Linked DNA regions of Mus musculus: region 2 is linked to region 1. A link is a loop called in an ENCODE intact Hi-C map of the cell type or tissue named here. Cell type or tissue: left cerebral cortex. All regions are shown on one strand. Links, peaks and the distances in the headings refer to the core of each region. The heading gives the core; the rest is flanking DNA.

The links. A loop is a pair of places that touch in the nucleus more often than their neighbours do. Peaks named below come from ENCODE experiments on the same cell type or tissue, not always from the same donor. Only the 100,000 strongest peaks of a DNase experiment are listed, where the experiment ranks them.
Region 2: a loop joins it to region 1, with 5 times the contacts of the local background. A loop is called at or near these places in 1 of 42 quality-filtered maps.

What each region holds. Positions count from the first base shown.
Region 1 is chr1:87,680,176-87,684,936 of GRCm38, reverse strand. Inpp5d (inositol polyphosphate-5-phosphatase D) reads right to left here. Exons shown (of 27, transcript NM_010566.3): 7 at 3,368-3,448; 8 at 3,179-3,250; 9 at 1,071-1,194. Among named protein-coding and RNA genes, the nearest start is that of Gm33470, 42 kb to the left of the region's middle. In left cerebral cortex, for the core only: a CTCF peak has its summit at 2,260 (motif pointing left); no DNase peak of the experiment used is centred there; H3K27ac peaks cover 950 bases.
Region 2 is chr1:87,484,399-87,489,159 of GRCm38, reverse strand. It overlaps Ngef (neuronal guanine nucleotide exchange factor), which reads left to right. Exons shown (of 13, transcript NM_019867.2): 5 at 1,209-1,361; 6 at 2,875-3,004; 7 at 4,487-4,561. Among named protein-coding and RNA genes, the nearest start is that of Snorc, 17 kb to the right of the region's middle. In left cerebral cortex, for the core only: a CTCF peak has its summit at 2,419; a DNase peak (open chromatin) is centred at 2,612; H3K27ac peaks cover 1,955 bases.

The DNA of each region.
Region 1 (4,761 bases), core at 1,291-3,790:
TTCCTGCTGTGTGTACAAATACTGGACAGTACAACAGACAGAAGAGCTGCAGTGGCTCAACGGTGTCCATGAGGAGAGCTGGTGGAAAGGAAGCTGGGTGTTGGGCTGTCCCTCATGTTGTTCACTCAATCTTTCTCATCCCTGAGAACTGGAAACTGAGGTTCAGAGAGACGGGTCAAGGTCCCCCAGCTGCCAAGTGACAGAGCGGCAGTGAGAGTTTGGACCATTTAGACGCAGGCTTCATATACTTCAGCTCCACAGGGTTAGTGATTTGCTATGGGTGGTAACCCAGCAGCTCTGCCAACAATACCGTGAGTACAGGGCCTGTCCCGGCACAGTGAGGTAACTGCATGCTTGCAGGGAAGAGGACAGTCACACAGACACATGAAATCACCGTGTGTACACAGGACTGCTATGGGGCAGTTGTGACAAATTTATAATCTCATTTTCAGGGCTGGCGGCTAAGTATGCAGGGGAGGCCCCTAAGGAGTGCCCTTGTATCAGGAAAAGACTTCCATAGGCAGGGAGCGGCTTGGGGAGCACCCATGGACAGGGACTACCCTGCAAAGGGGGTGGGACTGGCTTTTGCTGACAATCACTGAGGTGGTTTGAATGAGAATGGCTCCCATAGACACATATATTTGAATGTTTGGTTTCCAACTGCTGGAACTGTTTAGGAAGGATTGGGAGGTGTGGCCTTGTTGGGGGAGATGTGGCACTGGGGGCGGGGCTTTGTGATTTCAGAAGCTGACGGCATTTCTAGTTTGCCCTCTCTGCTTTATGCTTGTGAACCAAGACGTAGTTTCTCAGCTACTGATCCAACGCCACACTCCCCTGCCTGGTACCATGCTCCCCATTGTGATGGTCATGGGCTCTAACCCCCTGGAGCTGTGAGTCCCACATCAAACACTTTATTTTGTAAGTGGTCTTGGTCATGGTGTTTTGTCATAGCAATAGAAAAGTAACTAAGACAGTCGCTGTTGACATCTAGTCACTGGTCATTCATAAGAGCTCTCACACAGGAACCAGAACATGGGGTGTGTGTTGCAGGGTTGGGGTGGGTGGCTTACTTTTTTTGTGGCTGTAGAACTTGTCCTCAGAACCATCCTTGGACTTCTTAACGATCAGTTTCCCAGACTCAACGTCCACTTTGAGATGCATTTTCTGAGGAATGCCCAGGGACTCTGACTTCACCTTCAGAGCATAAGACATGCAGTCAGTGGCTGGCTTTGGTGATGTCAACTCTGATTTATCTACATGGCTGGGATGGTCAATGTCCCGGGTGAGGCTATCTGGCTCGCTATTCCCAGGCTTTTCCCACCCTGGCCTGATAACACCCCTATATTCCATAGCATGCTGGAAAAATGGCTGGCACCGCGGCTGAGCCCAGCTCGCCCATGTGTAACCCAGCTGCTCCACCAACAGATTTGGTGGAGGAAACAGATGAACTGTTGGGAAATGGTTCATTCACTGATGAGTTTGACAACACTTATTAATCTGATGTGTCATCTACTTCCGGAAAGAATCTTAGCAATAGATTCACACTCTGGGGCCTTGTTACAACCGCTAATTGAACATCGACTGGTAATAATTAGGAAGACGATTCCTACGCAGACATGTTTAGAAAATGAAAAGCTAAGCTGGGTGTGGTGGAAGGTTTAGGTAGACTCAAGGAGGCTATTTGGGGGTCCTATCTCATGAAAACAAAAATAAAAACAAACAAAAAAGCCCCCCTAAAGCCAGGAGCAGTAGAGAAGTCAGGCAAGATGGTTTTGTGGGAAAAGGAATCTGCCACCAAGCATGGCAATCTGGAGTCAATCTCTTGGGACCCACACGGTAGGAGAGATCCACTCTTGCAAGCTGTCCTTTTCCTTCATATTCTCTCTCTCTCTCTCACTCACTCACTCACTCAGCACACACACGATAGACAGACAGACACACAGACAGACAGACAGACAGACAGACAGATGATAGATAAATGTGAAATTTAAAAAACCAAGGTGGTAAGAAGAAATGGAAATCTGTTTTTTGTGAGACTCCTCTCAGGGATGAAGAGGGCTTTGGGGTGGGCAGTGGGGTGTCTCATAAAGGCAGGACCAAGTTGAGCTGGAAGTACAAGAATCATGGGGGTCCATTAAGAAAAATACACCTGGGCTGGCGAGATGGCTCAGTGGGTAAGAGCCACTGACTGCTCTTCCAGAGGTCCTGAGTTCAAATCCCAGCAACCACATGGTGGCTCACAACCATCTGTAATGAGATCTGGCGCCCTCTTCTGGTTCATCTGAAGTCAACTACAGTGTACTTATGTATAATAATAAATAAACCTTTAAAAAAAGAAAGAAGGAGCTGGGCGTGGTGGCGCACGCCTTTAATCCCAGCACTTGGGAGGCAGAGGCAGGCGGATTTCTGAGTTCGAGGCCAGCCTGGTCTACAAAGTGAGTTCCAGGACAGCCAGAGCTATACAGAGAAACCCTGTCTCGAAAAACAAAAAAAAAAAAAAAAAAAGGAAGGAAGGAAGGAAGAAAGAAAGAAAGGAAGAAAGAAAGAAAAAGAAAGAGAAAGAACCACCTTTCTAGGTCTCCACTTAAGCCAGTCATTTTTAAGGAAATCATAAGAATTGTTTTCTCCCCCAAAAAACAAGAAACAAAAAACTAAAAAGCTGGGTGGTGGTGGCGCACGCCTTTAATCCCAGCACTTGGGAGACAGAGACAGGTGGATTTCTGAGTCTGAGGCCAGCCTGGTCTACAAAGTGAGTTCCAGGACAGCCAGGGCTACACAGAGAAACCCTGTCTCAAAAAAAAAAAACAAAAAAACAAAACAAAACAAAACAAAAAAACCAAACCCCCAAAACAAAAATAATTGTTTTCTCCCACTGTTCCTGTACCAGACACCATTTTATAGGCAACGTGTGGCCCTCAGTTTGATGTCACTTCTCCTTCCTATTTTAAGGAGGTTCATACCATCTTGGACCAATGGGGAGCTCTTTCGTTGCAGCCTCCCATGAGGGGTACTTCACTGGTGCATTTAGGCAGCGATTTTAGTGTTTACCCACTGCCCCAGCGAGGTGGCTGGCCTGACTACTATTCTCTGCCATTGAGTTCCTCGCTCCTCACAGCCTAAATCAAAAGCACTCTCTTCACAGGAACCGACGGCCAAATACTGCTCCAGAATCACTCACCTCAAAGGTGACCGGAGGGATAAGGGAACGCCTGTTGGTAGATTCTGAGCCCTCGTGCAGCAAGGACTTGACCTGTGGACAGCAGGAATGTCAGCGAGTCATAGGAATGCAGAACCTGGGACTTGGACACTCAGTGCAAATAGGGGACTGCAGAGAAATCAGGAGGTGCTACAGGACACCTGTGAGTACCTTATCTTCAATGGAAGACAGCAGACTTGTCAATTGGCTGAGTTTGGCAACCATGGTGATGGGACTGGCCTCTCCGGGCACCTGGGTAATGAAAATGAGAACAAGGTCTGTCTGAGGGTGAGCTGTGGGGTGGGCACTGGATACCTTCCTTGCTGGTCCTCTTTCCACCTTCTACCTTCCAGTACCATTATCACCCCGTCTGTAGACAAGGACATGATGGGGTGTGTATGTATGTGTGTGTGTGCACCCCAAATTCCTCATGGCCAAAAAAATAGATCTTCACTTCTTCCCTCTAACTCCACCTCACCCACAGTGCTTCTCACCCCACCTACACAGTCCTTAAAATCTCTGGGGCCGTCCTCGATCATCCATCACCTTCCCGCCCTCCTACATTGCCTGAGCTGCTGGTGTTCTTGTTCGCCTTCCAAAATATACCCATCCCCACAGCTTAAAACCCTCACTGGTCTCTTCCCACAGTAGGCTGAACCACAGGCAAGCTCCAAAGCCTGTCTCTGGAGGTGCTGCAGGCTTAGATGCTCCACTCTGAGCCTTTTCCTCCTCACTTCTGGTCTTCCTCCAGCTACTCTTGCTGAGGAGTAACCAGAGGCTTGGATTTCATCTAGGAAGGGCGCTCTGCCATCTAGATCTCAGATCCCATCAAGAGCTGCTCCCGGACTACTGCAGCTCAGGCAAGCCCTTCGTTGTCTCTGTCAAATCACCCTGCTGTGGTCTGTATCATTTGTGAGTTGTGTGTAAAATTCCCCTGCTAGAATGTGGACTCCATGACAGTTGAAACCACCATACTGTGTTCAGTGTTTTAACCCTGGTGTTTGGCCAATAAAGATACTTAAAGGACCTGTTTGGTGGCCATTACAGCTCAGAACCCTATAGTTACTTGTCTAAAGACAAATAGCTAATAAATTGCTATACCAGACTGGGACTGGTACCCACATATGCTGGACCTGACTCCAACCATATATTTATAGATTTATGCAAGGCTGAAACATGGGCTGCATGAGTGAAGGTCCCAAGTACAATCCCAAGCAACGAAGAAAGAAAGGTCAAAACAAAGCTAAACTCTACAGTATCTACCTTACCGTGGACATGCTTTCCTGCTGGAGAGGTGGAGCTAACAAGCTACCCACCCTTACCTAAGGATGTAAGATGAACAAACTTGATGTGTATATAACTAACTTGAACAGTAGCCCTTTATCCCAGCCCTTGCTTATGCATGGGCTTACAGGCTTGTACTGTCAAACATGGCCTTGGCTACACTGTTGAAAGGGCTTTGCAGGCCCGATACAGGGCACATGCCCTCCCTTGGCCAGCAACTATTTTGACTGTTGTGTTTCTTTTGAACCTCTCTAGCAGCACTTCTCTGCACTCCCCAAGGA
Region 2 (4,761 bases), core at 1,135-3,634, 200 kb after region 1:
CCCCCAACACACACACAGATGTAAACCAAAAAGCCCATTGTCTTCTCCAGCAGGTTGGCCAGTTGGTAGCCCTGGGTCTCTTCCCATTGGCCTCTGAGACCTGTGCATCTTTATGGTGCTCTGAGTTAGAGGGCTCTCCTAACTGGTTAGAGTGATGTTGAGCTGAATCTTATGCAAATCTGTGTGGGTCTCATGACAATGCCCAAGGTCTTCTGGGAACAACTGCTCACATGGAAATACGAAAACCTAAGCTCCCTGCAGGCCAGGGCCAGTGGAGCCCAGATTGCTGCTTCTTTCTCCTCTCCATGAGGCATCCAGCAATCCAGGAAAGGATGTGGGATCTGTGTTTCCTGAGGTTGGACTTGGGTAAAGGTGGAAGTGAGCTCTTGTGGAGGAAGAGGAGGAGGGAGAGGAGGAAGAGGAGGAGGAAGAGAAAGACCAGGAGGAGGAAGAGGAGAGAAATTAGGATGAAAGGTTCATTGAGCTGTTCCCAGCATCCTGGAGAGCACTAGGCCAACTTCCCACATTCAGATTAGGTGGGGCATGGCGAAGACATCCCTCCCCTACAGTGAGGGTCACTCAGTGTCACATGTGGAAGCCCGATTGCTCTTGCTGTCTGTGTGTGGGCCCTCCAGTTGCCCCTTTGCACTGACACCTGCCTTTTCTTCGGAGTCTCTGCCTCTGCTGGCAGCCATCCTATCCTCCTATCCAGTAACTTCTAAGGGTGATGGCTCATCGATGCCAGAGCAACCCGTGCAATCTCTGAGCTTGCTATTTACACACCAACTCTGATTTTAATTTGAAAAATTCCACAACACAGAAGTAGAGACCCCCATGTTACACTCCCCATGCGTTGTCCATTGGCTTAATGAGTGGTGGCCATGATGCCAGTCTAGGTTCATCCAATCCCTGCCACTCCTAGTACCCAGGGGACCATTGTGAGACACAGCTTGCGCATCATTCTGTTACACCTGCAAACACATCAGTACACAGTAAGAGTTAAAAGATGAGCCTCATGCCCTCTCTCCCTCTGCATACTTCTGGTGGTGTTATCCACCTAAAACCATGGCTGTTCCCTGTTGTGTTCAGAGGAGCACAGAGCATGCAGAGTCCCACCGACCTTGGGAGAGAGTGCTGGTCTGTCCAGCCCGGCACACTAATCTCCAGGCACCTTCAGGGACCTTCAGCCCAGCCTCTGTCTCTCGCAGGTTTTTGCTGGAGCTAGAGCACCGCATGGAGGAGAACATTGTTATCTCGGATGTGTGCGACATCGTGTACCGTTACGCAGCTGATCACTTCTCGGTCTATATCACTTACGTCAGTAACCAGACCTACCAGGAAAGGACATACAAGCAGCTCCTGTGAGTATACCCTGCCTGGGTTCAGCCATCCTTGCCTGGGCATTCCCCAGGGCCACACTAAGTCACACAATTTAGCCAGGTGGGTGAGAGCATCTGACTCTAGCATGTTCCCTGAGATCTTGGTGTCACTAGAAAACCAGTAGTCTGCCTGTGCTCCAGGGGAGTCATCTGAAGCCTCCAGACCTGTCTCCAGAACAGCCAAGAAATCCCTGTAGGAAAGAATGTATAGCCACAGGGATGATCCAAGGTCTAGAACATTGGAAATATAGGTTTGAAGTAGTAAGAAAGCCAGTGGTGGGCAGAAAGGAGTCTTGGCTTGTCATGCATTGCATGTGAACTAGGAGACAGTCTCCCATTTCACGACCTTCCTTTGGACCACAAGGAAGGGGTTGCCTTTTGGTACCCACCCACGCAAACCAAACAAAGCAAGACAAAAGTCTTTCCAGTATGAGAACCTATAGTAGAAAATCAAGACCAGGTTTGCAGTCCCATACACAGTCCAGGTACAGGGGTCTCTGGGGTGCCCTGAGAACAAAGGCAAGGTTGAGGGCCTCATTAGAACAGACAAATCTACCCAGGTTGCCTGAGGAGGCTGGCAAACTCTGCCTGGCACATGGCAGCAGCTACTGTGTTAAGAAGCTGTGGGTCAAAGGTGGCAGTTCTGTGACAGTCACTAAGAAGCATACTGCAGCTGACTCAGTGGGTGGGTTTCTAGTCATTTGTGACAGAGTCAGTTCCCCATGGCTTCTAGGCTCTGTTGTAGAGCCAGAAAGGTTTCAGTGTGCCACATGCCCACTGTTCAAATAGCATCTGGATTTGATGGCCTTTCTATCAAGCCACATGGTTGAAGTGGACATTTTAAGCTTTGAGTATCTAGGCATTCATCTGGGTGCTTCCCAGTGACTGTTTGGAAGTGGTGGGAATCGGGTGCTACTTCTCTGATTAAGCAGCAAGCAGAATAGATGTCTGTGTCTTGCAGTTCCCAAGAATCCCCAGGATAGCTGGTCACCATGGAACTTTGCCCTGTGGGTGCAGCTGGGGGTTCTGCTCCCCCTAGCAGTAGGTACAGTGACTGCCCTGATGTCTGCTGCTACCCTGCAGTAAGTCTCTGGCAGTTGTCTTCCTGGCCTTCGGCAGCACTGGGCCACGTGGCCAGGCCACCTGTCAAAAATAGCTCAGGCTTTCCTGGCAGGTGCCTTAAGCCTGCAGCGGGTTGCATCTCTCCGTGGGTTTACCTTGCCTCGGCTTCCTGCCTGATGAAGTCATCTAATTGTATGTCTGATTCATAACCTTGGCTACAATGGGATTCTTACCCCTCCCACACAAATCATGCTTTGCCAAGTCTTCATGGCCAGGCATATGGAGCCACTATTGTTACTTGACGTTTACATGAACAGTTTATTTTCCATTTTGAAAAATGAGAAGGGGAGGGAGAAGAGGGTGGGGGAAGCATCTTCTATTCACACCTCCAGGGCCTGAGCTCAGAGACAGCCCCCTGTGTCTGGATCTTCAGACAGGAGAAGGCCGCTTTCCGGGAACTGATCGCACAGTTGGAGCTGGACCCCAAATGCAAGGGCCTGCCTTTCTCCTCCTTCCTCATCTTGCCTTTCCAGAGGATCACGAGACTCAAGCTGCTGGTCCAGGTGTGACCCCTGACCATGCCCTGGGCTCTACAGGCCTCCCCTGTCCAAGCCTTAGCTCCTTCTACCTCTCCACTAGTATTTTAGAGAATCCATTTGTTAAATAAGGGCCAATTAGGGCCTTACTGTGCTCCAAGCAATGAGGGCTCAGCTATATTCCAGAAGTAAAGATTGGCAGACATATCCAGAAAAGTGGGCATAGCTGTCAGGGTTAGCAATGAGTTAACCCAGTCGAGGGTGCCTGCCTGGTTACTGCCAATTGGAGGAATCAAGAAAGACAAGCAAGATTTAAGTGAGGCTCAGCTTAGAGGAGCCAGTGGCATCAACATCTGGAAGAAAGAACACTGTATATAGAGAAACCTGAAAGTTCAAAGGTACTGGGGAAACAAGAGTCATAAAGCATGATGAGAAGGACTGCAGAGGTGTAGGTAAGAGGTGGGGAGGGGGAGGATGTCTCAGGTTCCATCCTCACCTGATGTGGCTGACATTTGTCACTGTGGCTGCTACAGAGGGTGAGAGCAGGCGTAGAGGAAAGTTGACTTAGGGTTTCTCTTCCTGTATAAAACACCATGACCAAGAAGCAAGTTGGGCAGGAAAGGGTTTATTCAGCTTACACTTCCACGATGCTGTTCATCACCAAAGGAATTCAGGACAGGAACTCACACAGGGCAGGAACTTGGGAGTCAGGGGCTGATGCAGAGGCCATGGAGGGATGTTACTGGCTTGCTTCCCCTGGCTTGCTCAGCCTGCTTTCTTAAAGAACCCAGTACTACCAGTCTAGGGATGGCACCACCCACAATGGGATCTCCGCCTTTGATCACTAATTGAGAAAATGTCTTAAGGCTGGATCGCATGGAGGCATTTCCTCAAGGGAGGCTCCTTTCTCTGTGATAACTCCAGCTGTGTCAGGTTGACACACAAAACCGGCCAGTACAGAGTAGACAGGGTTATACTCAGCCTGAGAAGCTATGTTAACTGTGAACTGAAGAAAACTAAAGGTTAGGAGAAAAGATGTGTTACAGTAAAGAGACCAGTCAGGCAGCCAGGCCTCCAGGACCCTGATGACTAAGCCTCCAGTGACCACCCCAGAAGGGAGGGAGAGTGGGAGGGAGGGAGGATCCCGTGTAAACACTGTGTCTCACTTGGGGACAGAGCGAGCCCTTACCCCTGCCTGAGTGACCAGGGTCCCTTGCTGCTTTGCACTGCCTCTGTGCTGTGCTCTCGATGGGCCGCTGGTTCTGCAACAGCATAAAGTATCTACCGGCCCTCGGGGCCTAAACTACTGAGTTCTGGGCTTCCCATTAGCATGCTGGGTCAAGGCATCCACCCCTGGCCTGGCTGAGGACCCCGTGCTCTCTGTCCATCCAGCCAAGGGCTATGTGTGTTGCATTTTTAAAGCTGCACCTGAGAGATGATAACCACTGCCAGGGAGGACGGGGAGGGGAAGAGGAAGAGTGGGGTAACGCAGCTCCATCTTGCCTTCAGAATATCCTGAAGAGAGTGGAGGAGAGGTCTGAACGTGAAGGCACCGCCTTGGATGCCCACAAGGAGCTAGAAATGGTGAGTTGTTTCCACCGGTGTGTCCTGGGGTCCGTTTTCCCTCTAGGTCACTGTCCCTACTGATCTCCTCTGTTACTGTGATCTCTTAGCATTTCATTTATTTATTCTGAGATTTACTTTTGCAGTCCAGAAGAGTCACTAAGGGGGGAAAATTCATACCTAATGCAGTTTTGTCAGTGTCTCCTCTGCAATACCCCACC